2 separate regions of the Homo sapiens genome follow, and region 1 is linked to region 2. Evidence: chromatin contacts called from ENCODE Hi-C or POLR2A ChIA-PET data. All regions are on one chromosome and are shown on one strand. Each heading gives the region's core, a stretch centred on a gene start or an enhancer-like site at or near the end of the contact. The rest is flanking DNA. Distances are from core to core; before and after follow the strand shown.

Region 1 (3,062 bases), core at 70-2,569, 170 kb before region 2:
TGTGTGGCTGGGAATGGCATGCACTCCACAATGCCCTCATAAGCCTAGGCTGGGACAAGGGTGATAGGGATAAAGCAGGCCAAGGTGATGAGGGCCACAGAGCGGCAGCCAGAGGCATGTGGGCAGTGCAGCCTCCACACCAGGCAGAGGGCCCGGCCAGCATGGCTCCACCCTGGGAAGCTGCCTGCCACTGGGATCAGATGGGAGCACCAGGGCTCTGGGAGGTCCTCACTTCCTCTGGACAAGGCAGGCAGGTCACCAGCCCTGTGCCCTGCTCATCTCCCTCAGGGCCACCTCCATGGCCAGGGGCAGGCAGAGAGCACAGGGCTGCCCAGTCACCAGGTCTCTCTGCTTCATATCAGTGGACCTGGGCTCTGAGGGGAGCCATCAAGACCTCAGGCTGGCCCACTCCGTCCTTGAGTCAGGGTCCTACAGACTGACACCAGGTTGGCCTGCAAGACCCTGGTCCTGTCATGCAGGGTGGGCCTGGGGAGGACCCAGCCCAGCTGAGCTGACTCCCAGCACTCCTCCAGGTGCAGGGACAGCCTGGCAGTTGTCTGAAGACCCCGGGATGGGCTTAGGAGCTCATCATCATCGGATGCCCCCCGAGCAGAAGACGGAGAAGGAACACCCCCACCCTGTGTGGTGTGTGTAGGGGTGTCACTGGGTTCTCTGGCTCCATGACGCCCCCCCGGCCCCGCTGGGGGCTGGCTTAGTAGAGTGGGGGATGATACTAAGCAGGCGGCCTCGGAGAGCGTCTTCTGGGTTTGGAGGCCACATTCCGCAGGAAGGAAGAGGTGGGGGACCCCTGCAGGGTTATGGGTAACATCAGGCCTGGGTCCCCTCCCTGGGGTGGTGCAGAGAGGGCCACAAAGGCCCAAGAGGGCCCCCAGAACGCTCTTAAGCCTTGAGCCTGTTTCTTACTGAAAAATGGGGGCGATCGTGCTCCAGCAAGGGGCTTCTGTGCAGGGGGCGGGGGGGGGCGGGGGGTTCATGGGTTTCGTGAGGCCAGGAAGCGAGTGGGTCGCGCAGAGGCCATCCCCAGGCCTCAATGGCCCCAGCCGCCATCCCCTCCGCCGCCTGCAGGGCCGCCGCCTCTTCAGGAATGCGCGGCTTTGTCTAGGGCCGGGTGGGCTGAGCACCTCCTGCTGCCCGGCCTACGCTCCCCGGCCAGCCGCGCCGCTCACGCCCCAACTTGGGCCCGCGCCCCCCAGCCCCCGCCCAGGCCCGCGCCCCCCAGCCCCCGCCCAGGCAGGCGCCTGCGCCCAGGTGAGGGCCCCGCCCGCCGCCGCCTCCCGCGCCCTGCGCGCCCGCGGCCCGAGCCCCGCCCGAGCCGGGCGGAGCGGAGCGCGCGGAGCCTAGACCCGCTGCCGGGCCGGGGCTGGGCCGGAGCGGCGGCGCCTGGATGCCGGCCCGGGGCTGGGCCGGAGACTGGCGCCCGCCCCGAAGCGACTTTCGGTCCCCGACCCGCTCCGCCTGACCCCTATGATGAAGAGGGCGTCCACTGGAGGTGAGTGTCCACGCGGCGCCAGAGCCCAGCAGGCGGCGGGGCGCAGAGCGGGGTGGTTCGCCCCTCCTCGGAGCCGCAGGGCCCGTCCAGGGCTTCCAAGGCTGGGGAAGCGTAGCCGGGCGGCCGGGAGGGCCACCGCAGTGCCGCGCCAGGCTGGGGCCAAGGGCGCCCCGGCCCCGGGAGGGCGGAGCCGGAGGCAGCAGGAAAAGTTGCCGCTTCCCGGGTAAGTTGACGGCGATGGCGGGGCCGGGGGTGGCGGCCCGGGGGTCCCCGAGGCTGGGCCAGGTCCGGGGTGGGGGCCGCGGGCTGGAAGGACGGGGTCCGGCCTCGGCGCCGCGGCCACGAAGGGGTTAATGAGCGGGTTTTTTTGCAGAAACGCGGGTACCGAGAGTAGGTGGAGGTATCGGGCCGCCTCCGCCCCCGCCTCGCGGACTGGGCTCAGAACCTCCCGTTTTTCTGAGGTCAGGCCTCAGGGGGATCAATGGGGGCGTTGGCGGCAGTAGAGGGCGTGGGGGACAAGGTTGTCCCAACGCTGCCTCCAGGGCGGGCGGTGAGAGGAGGCAGCAATGCCCAGACATCCGCAGCCCGAGGGACATTGAGAGGCTTGGCTGGGGGAATCAGGGGTGGTGGGGCAATCAGCATCCCCTCCCTGGCAGCCTTCGTGAGACTCCCCCGCCCCACTGGGTGTGAGGTCCCGCAGTGGGGGGCAAGGGAGGGTGGGCTCCATGTGAGTTGGGCATGCCCTGCCTGGAGGGTGCTCCCCAGGTGCCCACCCAGGCTGCCCTGCTGATGTCCATGGTGTCGCAGGCTGCACACACGTTTCCTTGCACGTGCACATGTCTACACGGACTGCACACTTGCACACCTCTGGTGCACATGCGTGCCAGCGCCACCCCAGTGTACACATGCACGAACACTGGGTGCACACACGGACTCTGAGGGTGCATATCTGTGTCCTCGCCCCCGCTTGCACGCCCACGGCCACACATGCATGTACGCGACATGCCTGCTGTGGTCTCCACGGGTGGCACATGCTGGGGCCCCTTTCACAATACCCACTCCCGCACCCACATGCTCGTCTGTTGAGTGGGGAGGCCAGGCCCACAGACAGGGGCAAGACATCCTGGGCCCCACCTCTGCCTGCCTGCCTCCGTGTCCTGGGGGTCCCCGCCTCGGGCGTGTGTGCGTGTGTGTAACTTGGTATGCATCTGCACGTGTGTCTGTGCGCGTGATCATGTGTGCCTGCGAGCACATAGGCATATGTCTCTTTGCCTCCAGGGTGTGGGTGCCCCTTGTGTGCCTAGACAGGCTGTGGCCTAATCTGGAGCAGAGGCCCTGGAATGTGTGTTGGGGGCTCATTGAATGCCCCCAGCCCAGGGTGTGAGGGGCAGGGTCTCCCAGCCACTCCGCACCCACCAGGGCTGAGGCAGTGATAGATGATGGTGGGCTGGAACCTGTCTGGTCAGGGAAGACCCATTTCAGGCCATGAGGTCAACACTGTGACCAACAGGCCAGACCCTGGGCACCCTTGGTGGCCGCTGCAGCTTGGCTG
Region 2 (3,142 bases), core at 498-2,997:
GAGATCAGAATGAAAGTCAGAGGCCAGGCGCGGTGGCTCACACCTGTAATCCCAACACTTTGGGAGGCCAAGGGAGGTGGATCATGAGGTCAGAAGTTCAAGACCAGCCTGGCCAACATGGTGAAACCCAGTCTCTACTAGAAATACAAAAATTAGCCGGGCGTGGTGGCAGGCACCTGTAATTCCAGCTACGTGGGAGGCTGAAGCAGAAGAATCGCTTAAACTCGGGAGGCGGAGGTTGCAGTGAGCCAAGATCACACCCCTGCACTCCAGCCTGGGCGACAGAGCGAGACCGTCTCAAAAAAAAAAAAAAAAAAGAAAAAAGAAAGTCGGAGCTGCAGTCTGGGTGCTCCTGCCTCACAGGTCCACTGCTGTACATGCTAAGGAACTTGCTGAACCTCCTTCAAATTCTACTTCCCCAATGACTGGGGCTGGATTGAGGGAGCTTGAGGGCACTTTCTAGTGGGGTTGAGCATCCCATATGGTAGCCATGCTGCAACCTCTAACATTACTAAACACTCTTCTGAAGTCCGTGAAACCCTTCTCTCTCGCCCTTGCTAACTGGTCATTCTCATTCTCCATTGCTGGCTCCCCACAAGCCAGACCAATGTGGGTGTTGTCACTTTCATTCCACACATGACTTTCTATTTCCAATCTAAACCTTTCTCCTGGCGGGGCATGGTAGCTCACGCCTGTAATCCCAGCACTTTGAGAGGCCAAGGCGGGCGGATCACCTGAGGTCAGGAGTTCGAGACCAGCCTGGCCAACATGGTGAAACCCCACCACTACTAAAAATACAAAAATTAGCCGGGCGTGGTGGCGGGCACCTGTAGTCACAGCTACTCGGCAGGCTGAGGCAGGAGAATGGCTTGAACCCAGGAGGCAGAGGTTGGTTACAGTAAGCCGAGATCGCGCCACTGCACTCCAGCCTGGACGACGAGCGAGACTCCGTCTCAAAAAATAAAATAAAAATAAACCTTTTTCCTGAGTAACTTCAGCCAGTCACTACCACAAGTTGAGATTCCCAAGTCTGCACCTCCAGCCAGACCTTGCTCCCGAGCTGCATATCTGGGCACCCAACCGTCCGTTAAAGCCATCCATCTACATATCCCAAAAGGTGTCCCGAATTAAACAGGTCTAAAACCAAACTGACTTCCGCCAATCCCCGTTTCAGCTCCTCCTTCTGTGTGCGTGTGGTGGGGCGACGCAGGTCCACTCACTCGAGATGCTGTCACAACTGCGGTCTCTTTCCAGGAACCCCAGCATTCACACTTGCTGCCACCGCTCTTTAGAAAGCCCTCTTTGCCACCATCCTTCCAGTTTGTCAAACTCCTACTCACACTTTAACAGAAAATCTTCTTTCCCTGACCCCCGTCCCATACAAAGAGAGCCGCTCTCTCTTTTCCCTGACAACACTACTACAGCCTCTTCCACCACAGACGTCTTCCTCTGCCCTGTTTACTTGACTCGTGGGACCGTCCACACCCGGCTCCTCCACTTCCACGAGGAGACGGAGTGTCAACACCCGAGAGAGGGAACCTGAGAGGAGCTTGAAGCAGAGGATGGGCCCAGAAGTCGCCGGCGTCCGCACCGAGGTCGTACCTCGATATACTCTTCCTCGTCCAGGACCCGCTGCTTGCTCGTCGCAGCCCCAGCCTCTCCCGCCTCGCGCTTCCTCGGGGGCCTGGACGCGGCGGGAAGCAACAAGGACGACGCTGATGCGCCCGGCGTCTCCATCGCTATCCCAGGAAAAAGCTCGGGCCCAGCAGGCGCGTCACAGGGTGGAGGGGGCGGGACTGCACCATTTGCGCAGGCGCCTCCAATAGTTGGCCAATGGAAAAGCTGTGGCTCTAGAAAGCCAGCCCGCGCTCCGTTCTGACGTCACTATAAATGCTAGACTTTATTGGAAATGTAGTCCTTGTCCTGCCCCGCGCTATTCATGCTTGTCAATGCTGTGAACACGAGGGGGTGCTGTGGAGGTGGCGGGGAGGATGCTATAGGGCGTGTTCTTCACGCGAGAAATTCTGGCTTTGCAGCGTCCAAAGGCCTTAGAATTCTAATTTCCCACAAATAAGAACTATGTATGCTTCGAGATTATTCTACAAAAATACAAACCAGGAAATTTACTTATATAGGAGTTTCAAGCTTTATGCAAGAAAAGGGCCTTAAAACAATTTTTTTTTTGAGACGGAGTTTCGGTCTTGTTGCCCAGGCTGGAGTGCAATGGCATGATCTCGGCTCACCGGAGTTCCCGGGTTCAAGGGATTCTCCTGCCTCAGCCTCCCGAGTAGCTGGGATTACAGGCATGGGCCACCACGCCCGGCTAATTTTGCATTTTTAGTAGAGACAGGGTTTCTCTATGTTGGTCAGGCTGGTCTCTGGATTACAGGCGTGAGCCACCGCACCCGGCCAAAACAATCTTTTTTTTTTTTTTATAGTTATCTAACAAAAGGTGAAAGAACAAGACAGTGGTTCGATTAAGAAATGTCTAAAGATTATTCTGTAATCCCAGAACTTTGAGAGGCCAAGACAGGCGGATCACCTGAGGTCAGGAGTTCTAGACCAGCCTGGCCAACAAGATGAAACCCCATCTCTACTAAAAACACACAAAAAAATTAGCTGGGCATGGTGGTGGACGCCTGTAATCCCAGCTACTCGGAAGGCTGAGGCTGGAGAATTGCTTGAACCCAGGAGGCGGAGGTTGCAGTGAGCTGAGATTGCACCATTGCACTCCAGCCTGGGTAACAAGAGCAAAACTCTGTCAAAAAAAAAAAAAAGATTATTGGGCCCCCAAATGCCAGAGTGGGCTTCCCAGAAGAGGGATCATTCTCATTCAAGACCAGGCACGGTGGCTCACGCCTGTAACCTCAGCACTTTGGGAGACCCAGGCAGGTGGATCACTTGAAGTCAGGAGATTGAGACCAGCCTGGCCAACATGGTGAAACCCCAACTCTACTAAAAAAAAAAAAAAATACAAAGTGGTGGTAGGTGCCTGTAGTCCCAGCTACTTGGGAGGCTGAGGCAGGAAAATCACTCAAACCCAGGAGGTGGAAACTGCAGTGAGCAGAGATTGTGCCACTGCACTACAGCCTGGGTGACAGAGTGAAACTCTGTCAAGAAAAAAAAAAATTAATATTCAAGT

Evidence for each region. Hi-C counts contacts between places; a loop is a spot of excess contacts on that map. ChIA-PET counts read pairs that join two places held with the same protein, here RNA polymerase II (POLR2A). Pooled maps may share reads with other maps.
Region 1: a pooled map shows a loop between it and region 2 (2.2-fold over the local background). The contact joins the promoter of DGCR5 here to the promoter of ESS2 in region 2. A Hi-C loop is called at or near these places in 1 of 50 pooled maps. POLR2A ChIA-PET finds 5 or more read pairs at or near these places in 2 of 52 experiments (HEK293T and activated naive CD4-positive, alpha-beta T cell).

The regions. Positions count from the first base shown.
Region 1 is chr22:18,969,149-18,972,210 of GRCh38, forward strand. It overlaps DGCR5 (DiGeorge syndrome critical region gene 5), which reads left to right and starts at 1,320. Exons shown (of 6, transcript NR_110533.2): 1 at 1,320-1,510. RefSeq lists an enhancer at 401-1,232.
Region 2 is chr22:19,142,904-19,146,045 of GRCh38, forward strand. It overlaps ESS2 (ess-2 spliceosome associated protein), which reads right to left and starts at 1,748. Exons shown (of 10, transcript NM_022719.3): 1 at 1,603-1,748. The coding sequence starts at 1,737. RefSeq lists an enhancer at 817-1,323.